5 separate regions of the Homo sapiens genome follow, and all the other regions are linked to region 4. The links are chromatin contacts, found by Hi-C or POLR2A ChIA-PET in ENCODE. All regions are on one chromosome and are shown on one strand. The core of a region is the stretch at or near the end of the contact, and the rest is flanking DNA. Distances in the headings are between cores, read along the strand shown. Region 1 holds the start of SLC12A4 (solute carrier family 12 member 4). Region 2 holds the start of EDC4 (enhancer of mRNA decapping 4). Region 3 holds the start of DPEP2 (dipeptidase 2). Region 4 holds the start of FHOD1 (formin homology 2 domain containing 1). Region 5 holds the start of PSMB10 (proteasome 20S subunit beta 10).

Region 1 (2,700 bases), core at 75-2,574, 720 kb before region 4:
GGTAGGGACAGAGGCTAGGTAGATGTCCCCCAGAGTGAACAGTGGGTGATGCCCAGAAACTATAGGTCTCAGGTGAGAGAGAGAGATTTGAAGGGCTGAGGCTGCGAGGTGGGTGGCGAGGGATGCGCCTGCAGAGGTCGGGGTCCGGCCGCATTGGGCAGGGCCTTATGGGCCCGGAGCTAGTAGGATTTTCCTTCAGAAGAGGCGGCTCTACGTGAGCAGGGGCGAGGGCAGGGAGTCCAGTAGGAAGGCCGCTACTGTGGGCGGCCGAAGGTGGCGTGAGGGGCGGGGGGGTCAGGTCGGCGGGCCCGCTGCGGGGGCCCTGGGGGAGGGGTCAGAGGGTGGTAAGCTCGGGGGTCGTCTTGCGGGGCCCAGCGGCTCTGATTCCGTACCCCCCACCCCAAGGGCTGGAGGCTGGCAGTAGGCGTAGTCAGAGGACGCCACCCGAGCCACGCGAGGGAGAAGAGTGGAGATAGACAAGTAAGATGGGCTCTGGGGTTTTCTGATAGAGAAAAAAATAGTAAAGCCAGCTAGATAAGTAATCTGAAGCAGTGGAGAAGAAAGTGAAAGAAACGTTAAAAGCAAATAAGTAAACGGCTTGGATAGAGGAACACCCAGGAGGCGAGATAGAGAAAGTTAAAATGAAGGGACTTGGCTACAGCACCCAGTGCACTGTCCCAAAAAGGCAAGCGAGGCAAGCGGGGCGGGGAAGGGTGGGTGTGCGTGTTCTTCCTGCGGAGGACGCAGCAGCCCCTGGGGAGGGACCGAGAATCCCCAGCTGCCTCCAACAGGAGAGGCTGCAGCTAGAGGGCCCAGGGCTGGGACGGGACCTTCGCGGGGGTCTGGTTCCCAGGGTCGCGGAGAAATGGGATGCAGACGCTGGAAATGGGAAGGAGGTATACGGGGTTGGTGGGAGGCCCTGGGCAGGTGGCTTCTGCAGTCCTGGGCCGGTCCGGCCTACCCTGCCCCGTCCCTAAGTAACAGAGCGCTTCGTAAGCCCAGGGCGCAGAGCCAGGACACTCCGCGACCCATCTCACGGAGCCCTAAAACAACCCCGAGGTGGAAGTGTGTTTCCCCCATTTTACAAATGTTGCATCTGGGGCTCAGAGAGGGCGGCCTCTCACCCGAGGTCACACAGGAATCGGGCCCGCCCCCAGGCCGTGGAGCCACTAGGAGTGCTCCCGCCCAGGGGTCTTCCCGCCACCAGGGCCCCCGCTCTGGGAGGAGCCGGCCGAGCCCCTCCCGCTCTCCGCCCCCGAGGGGCGGCCCGGGGGGCGGGCGGAGGAAGTGAGCGCAGCGGGGAGGAATGCGAGCGGGCGGGGCGTGTCGGCCCGGGGCGGCGGGGACAGCGGCGGGGACAGCGGCGGGCGGCTGGGACGGCGGGTGCGGCGGGGCCGAGCCCGCACGATGCCTCACTTCACCGTGGTGCCAGTGGACGGGCCGAGGCGCGGCGACTATGACAACCTCGAGGGGCTCAGTTGGGTGGACTACGGGGAGCGCGCCGAGCTGGATGACTCGGACGGTGAGGGCGCGTTCTGAGGGGCCGTGGCGGGGCAGCGGGGCCTGCCACCCGGGGCCGCCATCCCGGGCCCGCGCCCGCACCTATCCCGGGACCTTGCGCGCACACGTCGGTGCGGACTCAACTTTTTTTGGACCGCGCCGCTGCCACTGGCTCCCCGCCCTGCGCGCGCAGACACGATTTTCCTCGGCCCCCGGCGCCCGCGCCCGGCCGCTTTCTCCACCCCAGCTCCTCCCCTGTGGGCCCCGGGCGGGGGCTGCAGACGTGGCCGCCCAGGGAGGCCAGCCGGCCGGGCCGCCCGGCTTGGGGACAGGGCCGAGACCCCATCTCAGGCCCTTCCCGGCCCTTCAACTTCGGTGAATCCCACATCCTTTTCTCGCCTCGGTTCCTCATTTGAGATTCAGCGTCTTTGCCTTTGAGACGATCCGCTCCCCAACTGCCCAAACCCCTCCGTGTGCCTCTCTGCGCCTACCTGCACTCTGGCCAGAGTGTGCCTACTGGGGGGTCTATGGGTAACTGCCCGTGAGTGCGCCGGTGTAGATCTGTAGGGACAGTGGGCCTCAGTGAAGCACTCACATGGAGCCGGACGTGTCTAGGCACTTGAAGTGAGTTAACTCGTTTAATCCTCCAGCATCACCCTTGGGATAAGTACTGTTACTCTCATTAGGAAGCAGTGAAGGGAGGGGTGGCGGTTATATAACTTGCCCAGGGGCAGTCAAGCCTGGGTTTGAGATTCCAGCACCTTAACTCTTTAACTTAGGTGCCAGGGCCGAGAGGTAAGCCCCATCTCCCTCCTCCTTCCTCCCAGGTGCCCGCGTCTCTCCACAGCCCTTTCTCTATCTCCTACCCCAGGAGGCCCCCCAGAGGGCTGTTCTTGTTAAGGCCCACCCTCGGAGCACGAACACGGCTGAGGACATGTGTCTGTGTACGTAGTGGCATATGCATGTGTAATTGTGCTTGTACAAGTGTGTAGCTGTGGGTATCACAGGGTGAAGGCTGGTTCAGGTCAGGGCATTCTCACAGCCCCTGTTTCCTGCAGGGTTGACAGTGATGAGGATGGTGATTTGACTGATGATAAATGCCTGTGATATCTGTGACCGATCATGATGGAGATATGTAGGAAGTGTGTGGTTGACACGTGTCAGGTGACGTTGTCTGGACCTCTGATCCATCTGTGATGG
Region 2 (2,700 bases), core at 126-2,625, 630 kb before region 4:
GCAGATGGATTTTCTGAAAGTAGGGGTTAGTTGAATCCACCCCTAGTGAGCACCAGTGCCTGCTTCCAGAAGCAGCCAGTCTGGGCCTCCCAGCAGGTGTAAGAACAAGATCTGAGGAAACACAATTCTCCACTGTACGCCCACACCATCATCACCGGCCACTTCAGAGATCCCTAAACCTGTCAGTAAACTAGTGCCTGCACACGTGCTATTTCCTCTTCCTAATAGGTGGCTTCTCCATAGGTGCCTTGGGTGCCTTTCCTGACACCCAAGCCCCTGTTCACATTACAAGACCTAGCCCAGTCTCCCCTCTCAGACCTGCACTCTGCACTCACCAGCCTCCACCCTTCCCACGCCCATCACAGTATCGAGACACTCCTTTCTTTCAATGACAACAGTATATTACAACCCTGTTAGCTGTGTCTTGGGGAATCTTTGGGGGCAAGACTAGTTCTGAGGTATCATTAAGAGCCAAAGCGAAATATGAATGAATGGGAACCAATTAGGGCTTGCAGATATTTGTAGCATAATTCAGTCAGGGTGGTGCGGTCTGTGATTTGCCTTCATCCCAGAAAGAACACGGAATTGAGACTGGACACCTTCCTCCTGGAAATCAGTTTCAGAACGGGAGGCCTGGAGTCTTTATTCCAGAGAGAAGGGCAAGTTATGGAGGGGGACCGGCAGCTCTTCAGCATCGCGCTTAAGCCTGGGCCCAGAATTCCATATACGGAGCCCAGACCAGGCCTCTGAACCATGGAGAAAGGGAAGAGGAGCTAGGCCAGTCCCAGGAACACTAGAGACCTCGGGGCCAGGAAACCAGAGGGCCCCAGCGGATTCAGAGAAGGCGCCTCACCTTCAACCGAGACGCTGAAGGACAAGGCAGAACAGCCTGAGGACAAGATAGGGAGGGGTCACACCCAGGGGTCTGCGCCCTTCGAGGGGCACAGTCAATCCCCGTCCACCCTTACCCGCCGGGAGGATCCAGAGCTAGTCCTAAGGGAGCTGTGGGCCCCAATGGCGGTTCAGACGCGCGCCGCCCTTTTGTCAGCTCGCCTGGGGCCCACCCCCGCAACCCCCGCTCACCGCCCGCGGGCCGGTCCAGCTTGAGGATGTCCCGCAGGTGCTGCGTGGCGTCCTCGATGTCGATGCTCGCGCAGGAGGCCATGGGCCCTGCGGCGGGCGCCCCGCCCGCACCGCGTTCGTTCCGCCGCCGCCGCGCACCACGCACCCTCGCTCACCCGCCACGGGGCGAGACAGCGGGACGCCGGTCACTACACAGTCCACCCGCAGTTCGCAAACCGCCACCCGCGCAGCGTCGCTGAGCCCCGCCAACCCCACCAACCGCCTCCACTTCCGGCACCCACGAGCCGAGGCTCCCGGAACCTGCCAGGGCCGGAGAAGAAAGGTTCCGGGCTGGGGGCGGAAGCCTAAACCCCTCCCGCAGCCAGTCCCCCTCGGCGGCCCCGCCCCTGTGTCCGCGAGGTCAGGAAAGTCCCACGGGGCTGAAGTAAGCGTCCACGCACTGGGCCACCTAAAGCCCTACTCGACTCAGAAGGCGCCAGGTCCCTGCCCACTCCCAGAGCATGGACTCCGATGGTCCTGGGACGGGGTCAACTTAGCCGCCCATGCTAAGGTCCCTCAGACCCCCAGAATATGCTGAATTGGCAGGTGCCTCAGGTTCCCTTTGGGAATGGGTCGGAATAACTCAAGGCCTGAGGCTACCCTCGAGGTCATAAAACTCAGGAATTGCAAGAGCAGGGGAGATGATCCCACTACAATGACCAGTCATTGTTCCCTACTGTCCCCCAGCATCCCCTTGTCCCACCTGGCACCCTCAGGTTGGAAGAAAGAAACCACAGTTTACAAATTCTTCTTTATTGCAGACAGTTCAGGCACAGGTACATGGAAGAAGCCGTATTGCAGATTTTACACAAGGTGGTTTGAGGCAGCAGGCACCTACCTCTTCCCCACCCCCACTTCCCCAAATACACATCAGCCTAGAGATCATTCCCACTGAAATCTCCTGAGCATGCTGTCCTCTCAAACAGCACACCATCCAGCCCTGTGCCCAATGTCACCAGGCAATCTGTGGGATCTGAGGAGGTCCTTAGCCTCCACCCGTAGTGGGACAGGGGAAGGGTATCCTTTTACATGTCAGATTTAGCTGTGGTGTCCTTACCAATCCTAAAACCCTTAACAGGGCACTGACCCAAATCTTGGGTTTGGTTCTAGCCTATGGTTGCTACATTGCCACTAGGTTTATACCATCCAGAAGTCTGTGGGACAAGGGGCTAGATTTGTACTGGGCAAGGCCTTTGTCCCCAAAATGGAGAAGCAGAAACTGCCCTAATAGCTAAGACTCCCCGGAATTGGAAGATAGCATGAAGTCTGTATGCTGAGGAAGGAAGTGGAGAGAGGCCTGGCAATGTCCTGCAGCAGTCTGAGGGGTGAGGACTCCTAAAGCATGAGTCCCTCACAGACTGCCTCCTTCCACAGCTCCTGACCTATACTCCAACACAACTGGGCCTGGCTCTGTGGGCAGTGGAGGCTGGCTCTTCGGGTTACCTGCCTTTGGGTAAAGATATCCAAAGCAGATGGGACAGGAGCTGAGCTGCCCTCTGCCTGGCTTGGTGTATGTGGGGCATCCTGGATATGATCCTGATCCTTCTGGGGATAGAGCAGGCCCCTCCCTTGATACTG
Region 3 (2,700 bases), core at 148-2,647, 750 kb before region 4:
CGAGATCGTGCCCTCGCACTCCAAAAAAAAAAAAAAAAAGCACCCCAGGAATGTTGGACAGAGAGGCTGGCGGGGTAGGGGTTGGTTGGTAAGGCTTGAGCAGAAGGTTCTAGATGCATTCAGGAGATAAAGATGCATTTGGGGTTATTGCACTTCTCCTAGAAACATAAACATTGACTTCCTTTTGTGGAAGAAAAATGTTATGTTAGCTATTTGACGTTTCAGGAAGGGTGGCTTCAGCTTGGTGATTGGAGGATGTTTGTCTACAGTGGCCAGGCTGCTTTCTGGCTTGGAAGACTATTGTTTCTTGGGAATTGTCTGTATCAGACATCATGGGAGCAGATCCAGGGCGACATCAAAGGGAAGCATGAGTCTCCAGGACCAGAGGGGCTTGGATGCAGATGATCATCATCTGGGCACTGCTGGATACTGAGTAAGCCCCAGCTGCACCCCACCTCTGCGCTCTGAGCATGGGAGGCAGCCTGTGCAGCTATAACTCAGCCTGACTTTTTCCTTCCCTGCATACTCTTGAAATACACTGGAGATGAGTAGGGGCGAGTGAGCTGCACACCAGAATAAGTTTGGTCCTTGGAGCAAACTGTTTCTACTGCTGCCTCCTCTGCAGGTCTTGATTTATGCAAACACTGCATAGAAGAGGAAGTAGAGGGAAAAGCTGTTCACCCACCTACTCCTTCCTGGTAGCAAGATTTCCTATCCTGGCCTTGCCTCAACAGCCCTACCAATTGGAGGCTGAGGTTGTGCCAAGGCTCTATGGGGGGACGTAGCATCACTGAGGTGGCCAGATTTTGGAGGACAGGAAAGTTTGTGCTATTTGCTGAGACTGGAGAGGCTGGTGAGAGCAGACTCTCCATGAGTTGAAAGCCAAAGAAAGAAATTCGGTAGATTTCTGCAATGAGAAGCCACGGAAGAACTTCAGGCAGGAGGATGCATTGGATCTTGTTTTCGTTTTGTTAGAGATGGGGTCTCACTCTGTCGCCCAGGCTAGGGAGCAGTGGTGCCATCGTCTCTCACTGCAACCTTAAACTCCTGGGCTCAGGCGAACCTCCCACCTCAGCCTCGTAAGTACCTGGAACCACAGGCATGCACCACTTTTTTTTTTCCTTTTTCTTAGAGTTCTCATTATGTTGCCTAGACTGGTCTCAAACCTCCGGCTTCAAGAGATCCTCTCACCTCGACCTTCAAATTACTGGGATTACAGGCATGAGCCACCATGTCCTACCAGACTTTGTTAAAAGAGGAACAGGCCAGGCATCGTGGGCTCACATGAACACTCATGCCCCAGAAGTAAACAAGTGTTAGCCAACCAGGAGGCCTATCCTCCCCCTAACCTCACCCAAAGCCATCTCTGTGCCCTCCCCCTTGCAGGGGAAACAGCACACACTAGTGAAATCTTGTCTTAGTGTGTCCGGAATTGGTGGGTTCTTGGTCTCACTGAGTTCTAGAATGAAGCTGCAGACCCTCGCAGTGAGTGTTACAGCTCTTAAGGTAGCGCGTCTGGAGTTTGTTTCTTTTGATGTTTGGATGTTTGGAGTTTCTTCCTTCTGGTGGGTTTGTGGTCTTGTTGGCTCAGGAGTGAAGCTGCAGACCTTCGTGGTGAGTGTTACAGCTTTTAAGGCAGTGCGTCTGGAGTCGTTTGTTCCTCCCAGTGGGCTTGTGGTCTCGCTGGCTTCAGGAGTGAAGCTGCAGACCTTCGCGGTGAGTGTTAAAGCTCATAAAAGCAGCATGGACCCAAAGAGTGAACAGTAGCAAGATTTACTGCAAAGAGCAAAAGAACAAAGCTTCCACAGTGTGGAAGGGGACCAGAACAGGTAGCCACTGCGGGCTCAGGCAGCCTGCTTTTATTCTCTTATCTGGCCCCACCCACATCCTGCTGATTGGTAGAGCCGAGTGGTCTGTTTTGACAGGGTGCTGATTGGTGCGTTTACAATCCCTGAGCTAGACACAAAGGTTCTCCACGTCGCCACCAGATTAGCTAAATACAGAGTGTCGACACAAAGGTTCTCCAAGGCCCCACCAGAGCAGCTAGATACAGAGTGTCAGTTGGTGCATTCACAAACTCTGAGCTAGACACAGGGTGCTGATTGGTGTGTTTACAAACCTTGAGCTAGATACTGAGTGCCGACTGGTGTATTTACAATCCTGAGCTAGACGTAAAGATTGTCCACGTCCCCACCAGACTCAGGAGCACAACTGGCTTCACCCAGTGGATCCCGCACCAGGGATGCAGGTGGAGCTGCCTGCCAGTCCTGCGCCATGCGCCCGCACTCCTCAGCCCTGTGGTGGTCGATGGGACTGGGCGCTGTGGAGCAGGGGGCGGCGCTCACCGGGGAGGCTCCGGCCGCACAGGAGCCCATGGAGGGGGTGGGAGGCTCAGGCATGGAGGGCTGCAGGTCCCGAGCCCTGCCCCCCCGGGAAGGCAGCTAAGGCCCGGTGAGAAGTCGAGCGCAGCGCCTGTGAGCTGGCACTGCTGGGGGACCCAGTACATCCTCCGCAGCCACTGGCCCGGGTGCCAAGCCCCTCATTGCCCGGGGCCAGCAGGGCCCGCGGGCCGCTCCGAGTGCGGGCCCGCCAAGCCCACGCCCACCCGAAACTCCAGCTGGCCCGCAAGCGCCGCTCGCAGCCCCGGTTCCCACTCGCGCCTCTCCCTCCACACCTCCCTGCAAGCTGAGGGAGCTGGCT
Region 4 (2,700 bases), core at 168-2,667:
GGCTCCGATACCCCCAAGCCAGGTCCAGGCTCCGAGACCCTGCCTCGGACTCTCGTAGTCGGGGACTCTCTCCTCTTTCCTCCCTAAATCAGTCCCAGCTCCGGAAATTCCCCAGTGCAGCTCTCCCCCAAGTTCCACAACCTACTCCTTCGAGTCCGCGCCCCCAAACCTCCCCAAAACCGCCCCCACCAGATCCAGAGCGGTGCGCGGCCACGGCCCCCCTGGGGCAGCCCGCAGCGGGAAGGGCGGGGGTCTGCGGGGGGCGCGGTCAGGACGGGAGGGGCACGGCTCCTCCTCGGCCAGCGCTGCTGTGCGGCGAGCAGCACCCCCCTGGGACCAAGGCGCGGCCGGGTGCAAAACGCAGGGGACCGTGCTTGGCCGCCCTCCGCCCACGTTGCCAAGCCCAGGACCCCCTGCCGGCCCCCACCCGGACCTGAGCTGCGCACGCGCACTGGACGCTCCCCAAAGCAGTGACGGACAACGCTGCCCCCAACGTCCCAGAAACCCTAAGGCCCAGACTGGCCCAGCTCGTGCCAGGCGAAGAGGGAGGCTGTTCTTCATCTCCCAAACCAAGGGGCACCTGGCCCTCCCTTTCAGTCACACTACAGAGAACTGTCTCATCTCTTTGATGAAGCTGACAGGAACCTATGGAAAACCCAGCCTACTGATTCCCTTCAAACTAGGCGAGATGCACCCAACTTTTTCCAAATCTGAGGGGCATTCGGCTCATAGCGCCCCAAACAGAGGAGGACCGTCTCCACTTTTCATTCAGGCTGAGGGGCACCCATCCCACTTTTTCTCCAAAACTGAGGGGAACGTGTTCTATCTGCCCCCTCAAACTGACTCCTCCCAATCTTTTCCCAGAAAACTGAAGGGCATCCTTCCCTCTTCCTCCCACAACTAAAGGGAACTGATCCCACCTCTTCCTTCAAACTGGGTGGAATTTATTCTCACTTCTTGCTCCAAATTGAAGGGACCCCCTCTCACTGCTTTCCCTAAATGAGGAAACCACAGGGACTCACCCCTCAAATGGAAGGAATGAGGGCTATCTTGTCCCTCAACTGAGAGAGACCTGGCCGGCCACTATCTAAAGAAACTTCTGCCCCATCTGCCCTAACACCCCTCAAAGAGAACGCAGCCTCACTATCCCCAGACCAAAGAAAGCCTCCCCGCCTTCTGCGCGTTCTCGAAGGTGGGGCGCGAGCTCGGTTTTTCCCGCCCTCCTAGCCAGTGAACTAACGGGATTCCCATTGGGCCCTGTGAGTGGCTAGCGGCGGCCCCGCCTCCGGCAGTGGTTACCTCCTGGCGCGCACTCGGGGACTAATCTTGGCTCCACCCCCTTCCTCGGCCCCGCCTCCGTCTGGCCCCGCCCCTCCAGCCGCGTCCGGTCCGGCCGGGCCCGAACCGCGGAGCTACAGTGTGCTTTGAGTAGAAGCTGCACTGGGGCCGGGACTCGGAGGCGCGCTGCGTGAGCCGGCCGCAGAGCCATGGCGGGCGGGGAAGACCGCGGGGACGGAGAGCCGGTATCAGTGGTGACCGTGAGGGTGCAGTACCTGGAAGACACCGACCCCTTCGCATGTGCCAACTTTCCGGAGCCGCGCCGGGCCCCCACCTGCAGCCTGGACGGGGCGCTGCCCTTGGGCGCGCAGATACCCGCGGTGCACCGCCTGCTGGGAGCGCCGCTCAAGGTGAGGGAGGCCGGAGAAAGGTTGGGGCGATCGGGGGTTCAGGGTGGGCGCCATGAAAACTGGTGGGAGGTGCTCCGCGGGAAGAGGCTGGAGCGAGTGTTCTTCTCCGGAAAAGTCTTGGGCTGGGGTCCCAGGGTCCACTCTGCCCCGCCTGCGGGGGAGTCCCCTCTCAAGTTGAGGGGAAACTGAAGAGGGGTGCCAGGAACTTGGCTCCGCCATTCTGACTGCCCTTCGAATTAGGCGCACCTGGGGAGGTGCTCGAGTTCCACTCGCCGTCGGTCTGCCAGGGTGGCTTCCCTGGTCAGAGTGACGGTAGCCGCTTGGGCTGTAGCGGACCCTGGAGGCGGAGCTGGGGAGGGACCAGCTTCCACCTGCTTCAGGTGAGGTGGGGGCGGGACCACGAGGAGGGGCGGGCCCGAGGCGGACTACTAGAGGTGGCAGAGGTTTCCTGCGGTGTCAGGAAGCTGGATTGGGGCTTGACCCTGTAGGTCAATGGGAGTATGGGAGTGCCGGCCGAGGAGAGACTTCACGGGGTGAGGGGAGTCCCCGCGAAGCGGTCTGGCCCGGGATCCGCAGAGCGCAGGAGGCTGCACGGGTGTAAAAGCCCTTTGAGTCACCGCTCCCGCCCCCACCCCCGGACACTCGCCGCCCATCGGCCCGCGCCTGAAAGTGAGAGGGAGGGCCGGACTAATTTTAAACAGCCGGCCTGCCCTACTTTGCTGCCGCCCCGAAGCGGACTTGTGCACAGTGCGGAAAGAGGCCCTTTTCCAGATGGCCAGCCTACCTCCTCTCCCCTCCCTCTCGCCGCCGTCAGCCCCCCGCAGGCAGCCCTTTCCGGCGCGCTGTTTCCGGGCCAGGACTCTGGGAGGCGCACTACCACCTCCACAAGCTCCCCACCAGCCCGGCCGCCTCCAGTGCTGGAGAAGAGGAGAGAGAGTCGGGGTGGGTGCCCTCCCCTGCTCCCAGCCTCAGCTGGGCGGCGAGTTGCGTAAACTTGCCCCTTGGGCCTGGG
Region 5 (2,700 bases), core at 134-2,633, 690 kb before region 4:
AGGTGGGAGGATTGCTTGAACCTGGGAGGCAGAGGTTGCAGTGAGCCAAGATGGTGCCACGGCATTCCAGCCTGAGCAACAGCAAGACCCTGTGTCCAAAAAAAAAAAAAAAAAAAACCGTAAAATAGGCCAGGCACAGTGGTTCATGGTTATAAGCCTAGCACTTTGGAAGGCTGAGGAGGGTGGATCGCCTGAGCTCAGGAGTTCAAGACCAGCCTGGGCAACACGGTGAAACCCCATCTCTACCAAAAAAAAAAAAAAAAAAAAAAATTAGCCAGGCATGGTGGTGTGTGCCTGTGGTCCCAGCTACTCAGGAGGCTGAGGTGGAAGAGTGCTTGTGCCTGGGAGGCAGAGGTTCCAGTGAACCGAGATCACACCATTGTACTCCAGCCTGGGCAACAGAGTAAGACCCCATCTCAAAAAAAAAAAAAAAAAATTAAGATAAACCCTTTGGCAGCTGCGTGCTGCTCTTAGCCTCAAACCCAAGTCTTTTTTTTCCCCCTTTGAGACGGGGTCTATTGCCCAGGCTGGAGTGCAATGGTATGATCCATACTCACTGCAGCCCCGAACTCCTGGGCTTCCAAAGTGCTGGGATTACAGGTGTGAGCCACCAGGCCCAGACTGCTGAAGGGTTTAAACCAGAGAAAGAATGTGACCAGATTTCCAATTTAGAAAGACCCGCTCTCTGCAGGGTAAGGAGTAGCCTGGGGGTCGGGGGGCGGGGGGCAAGAATTGCAAGGTAACCAGGGAGGCCAGTGCAATGTCCAGGTGGGAGAGGATGCTAGCTGAGACTAGAAGTGCTAGGAAAAGGATGTGTGCAGACAAGAGGTCACTGGGGAGGTGAAATAACAAGGCTTGGCCATGAGTGGAACCCAACACCCATGGTGCCCTCTTGAGAGAGGGAAGATGGCACCTGAGATGGAAGATGGAAAGACCAGGGTCCCTGTGACTGAGGACTGAGCCTCTGTTTGAGGTTTTTGCAGAGGAGTAAAGGCAACAAAAGAGGCAAGAGTTGGAAGAAAGGTGACAAGGAACAAAAGTCAGCTATGCCTGATGCTACTGGGTGGCCAGCAACAATGCTGACTTGGCCAAGGCTCTGAGAGCTTTACTATGCTGGGACTGGAGGTCAGAGTTGAGGCTAGGGTAAGAGCAAGGGGCTCAGATGGAGGGGGAGGAGGACCTGAACAAGTCCAGAAGGGAAGAGATTTGTCCCTCTATCCAACAGAGTACCCAGTGAGCAGCACAGAGGGCACAGCAAGGGACATCACCCGGTTCCCCAAATGCTCAGAGCCACAAGTGAAGCCAAAAGTGAAAGACAAGATGCAGAAAACCGCCACGGGCCTTTGAGGAAGGGTAAAGGCGAAAGCGAAAGCAGGAAGTACAGACGTGAAGCCTAGCAGAGGACTTTTTAGCTGCTCACTGGCCCCGCTTGTCTGGCCGACTCATCCGCCCGCGACCCCTAATCCCCTCTGCCTGCCCCAAGATGCTGAAGCCAGCCCTGGAGCCCCGAGGGGGCTTCTCCTTCGAGAACTGCCAAAGGTGAAGCGGGGGCGCGGGGGGCGGTCACTCCTGAGCCGCCTCTGCTTGCTCGTGGCCTTTTTTCCTGGCTGGGGGTGGGGGAGGGTGTGTTGGTCGACTTGGGTTCCAGGCTTACCCCGGAAGATGAGGGAGACGGGGACCAGGTTAGGGGAAGCAACAGGGGTCTTGAAAGCAGAGCCGAAACATGGGCGCCCTCCTCCGTTTCCAGAAATGCATCATTGGAACGCGTCCTCCCGGGGCTCAAGGTCCCTCACGCACGCAAGACCGGGACCACCATCGCGGGCCTGGTGTTCCAAGTGAGCAGCGGGGAGGGACGGGGAGCTGGAGGGGAGCCGAGAGTATCGAGCAGGCACTGAAGCTGCGGTCCCTCCCTCTCCTCAGGACGGGGTCATTCTGGGCGCCGATACGCGAGCCACTAACGATTCGGTCGTGGCGGACAAGAGCTGCGAGAAGATCCACTTCATCGCCCCCAAAATCTAGTGAGACTCCCGAGCCCAGTTCCCGTACGCAAAAAAGAACGGCCCCCTCGTTCCCACTCCGGTCCCCGCACGTCCCAGCCCTGCCCACACCGATCCTCCCTTTTGCCTCAGCTGCTGTGGGGCTGGAGTAGCCGCGGACGCCGAGATGACCACACGGATGGTGGCGTCCAAGATGGAGCTACACGCGTTATCTACGGGCCGCGAGCCCCGCGTGGCCACGGTCACTCGCATCCTGCGCCAGACGCTCTTCAGGTGCGGGGGCAGGGCTAACAGGACCCCGGCAGGGGTAGTTACGGGGTTGGGGCCATTGGAAGGCGGGACAGAAAGAAGGGCGGGACCGCGACGGGCCAGGTGACCGGAAGAGGCCGGCCCAAGAGAACCTGGGCTACAGGAAAAGGCGATGTCAGTCATCGGGCGCCAGCCCACAGGAAGGGGCGGGGATAGCACCTAGGAGCTGGGCATAGAGAGGTGGGGCCTAGGCCCCAGCTTGTGGCCGACCCCGCCCATCCTCGAGCAGGTACCAGGGCCACGTGGGTGCATCGCTGATCGTGGGCGGCGTAGACCTGACTGGACCGCAGCTCTACGGTGTGCATCCCCATGGCTCCTACAGCCGTCTGCCCTTCACAGCCCTGGGTGAGCGCTTCTGTCCCTTCTCCTCGAACTCTGCCCCTGTGACCTTGGC

The links. Hi-C counts contacts between places; a loop is a spot of excess contacts on that map. ChIA-PET counts read pairs that join two places held with the same protein, here RNA polymerase II (POLR2A). Pooled maps may share reads with other maps.
Region 1: a pooled map shows a loop between it and region 4 (6-fold over the local background). The contact joins the promoter of SLC12A4 here to the promoter of FHOD1 in region 4. A Hi-C loop is called at or near these places in 1 of 37 single-sample maps with no recorded cell type and 4 of 50 pooled maps. POLR2A ChIA-PET finds 5 or more read pairs at or near these places in 2 of 52 experiments (Caco-2 and PC-9).
Region 2: a loop to region 4 is called in a pooled map, with 12 times the contacts of the local background. The contact joins the promoter of EDC4 here to the promoter of FHOD1 in region 4. A Hi-C loop is called at or near these places in 1 of 37 single-sample maps with no recorded cell type and 4 of 50 pooled maps.
Region 3: POLR2A ChIA-PET joins it to region 4 with 19 read pairs in activated CD4-positive, alpha-beta T cell. The contact joins the promoter of DPEP2 here to the promoter of FHOD1 in region 4. A Hi-C loop is called at or near these places in 1 of 50 pooled maps. POLR2A ChIA-PET finds 5 or more read pairs at or near these places in 2 of 52 experiments (OCI-LY7 and activated CD4-positive, alpha-beta T cell).
Region 5: a loop to region 4 is called in a map with no recorded cell type, with 24 times the contacts of the local background. The contact joins the promoter of PSMB10 here to the promoter of FHOD1 in region 4. A Hi-C loop is called at or near these places in 4 of 37 single-sample maps with no recorded cell type and 10 of 50 pooled maps.

What each region holds. Positions count from the first base shown.
Region 1 is chr16:67,967,261-67,969,960 of GRCh38, reverse strand. It overlaps SLC12A4 (solute carrier family 12 member 4), which reads left to right and starts at 1,324. Exons shown (of 24, transcript NM_005072.5): 1 at 1,324-1,522. The coding sequence starts at 1,408. RefSeq lists silencers at 1,072-1,401, 1,532-1,861, 2,372-2,431.
Region 2 is chr16:67,871,727-67,874,426 of GRCh38, reverse strand. EDC4 (enhancer of mRNA decapping 4) reads right to left here and starts at 1,375. Exons shown (of 29, transcript NM_014329.5): 1 at 1,084-1,375. The coding sequence starts at 1,165. NUTF2 (nuclear transport factor 2) reads right to left here. Exons shown (of 5, transcript NM_005796.3): 5 at 1,860-2,700. RefSeq lists an enhancer at 659-1,159 and a silencer at 1,053-1,262.
Region 3 is chr16:67,998,181-68,000,880 of GRCh38, reverse strand. DPEP2 (dipeptidase 2) reads left to right here and starts at 1,397. Exons shown (of 11, transcript NM_022355.4): 1 at 1,397-1,506. RefSeq lists an enhancer at 2,458-2,700.
Region 4 is chr16:67,246,198-67,248,897 of GRCh38, reverse strand. FHOD1 (formin homology 2 domain containing 1) reads left to right here and starts at 1,417. Exons shown (of 22, transcript NM_013241.3): 1 at 1,417-1,688. The coding sequence starts at 1,488. RefSeq lists enhancers at 1-182, 2,583-2,700 and silencers at 268-357, 378-467, 1,110-1,479, 2,380-2,479.
Region 5 is chr16:67,935,533-67,938,232 of GRCh38, reverse strand. PSMB10 (proteasome 20S subunit beta 10) reads left to right here and starts at 1,383. Exons shown (of 8, transcript NM_002801.4): 1 at 1,383-1,539; 2 at 1,748-1,835; 3 at 1,921-2,018; 4 at 2,130-2,270; 5 at 2,536-2,651. The coding sequence starts at 1,484. RefSeq lists enhancers at 1,204-1,453, 1,704-1,983, 2,274-2,463, 2,614-2,700.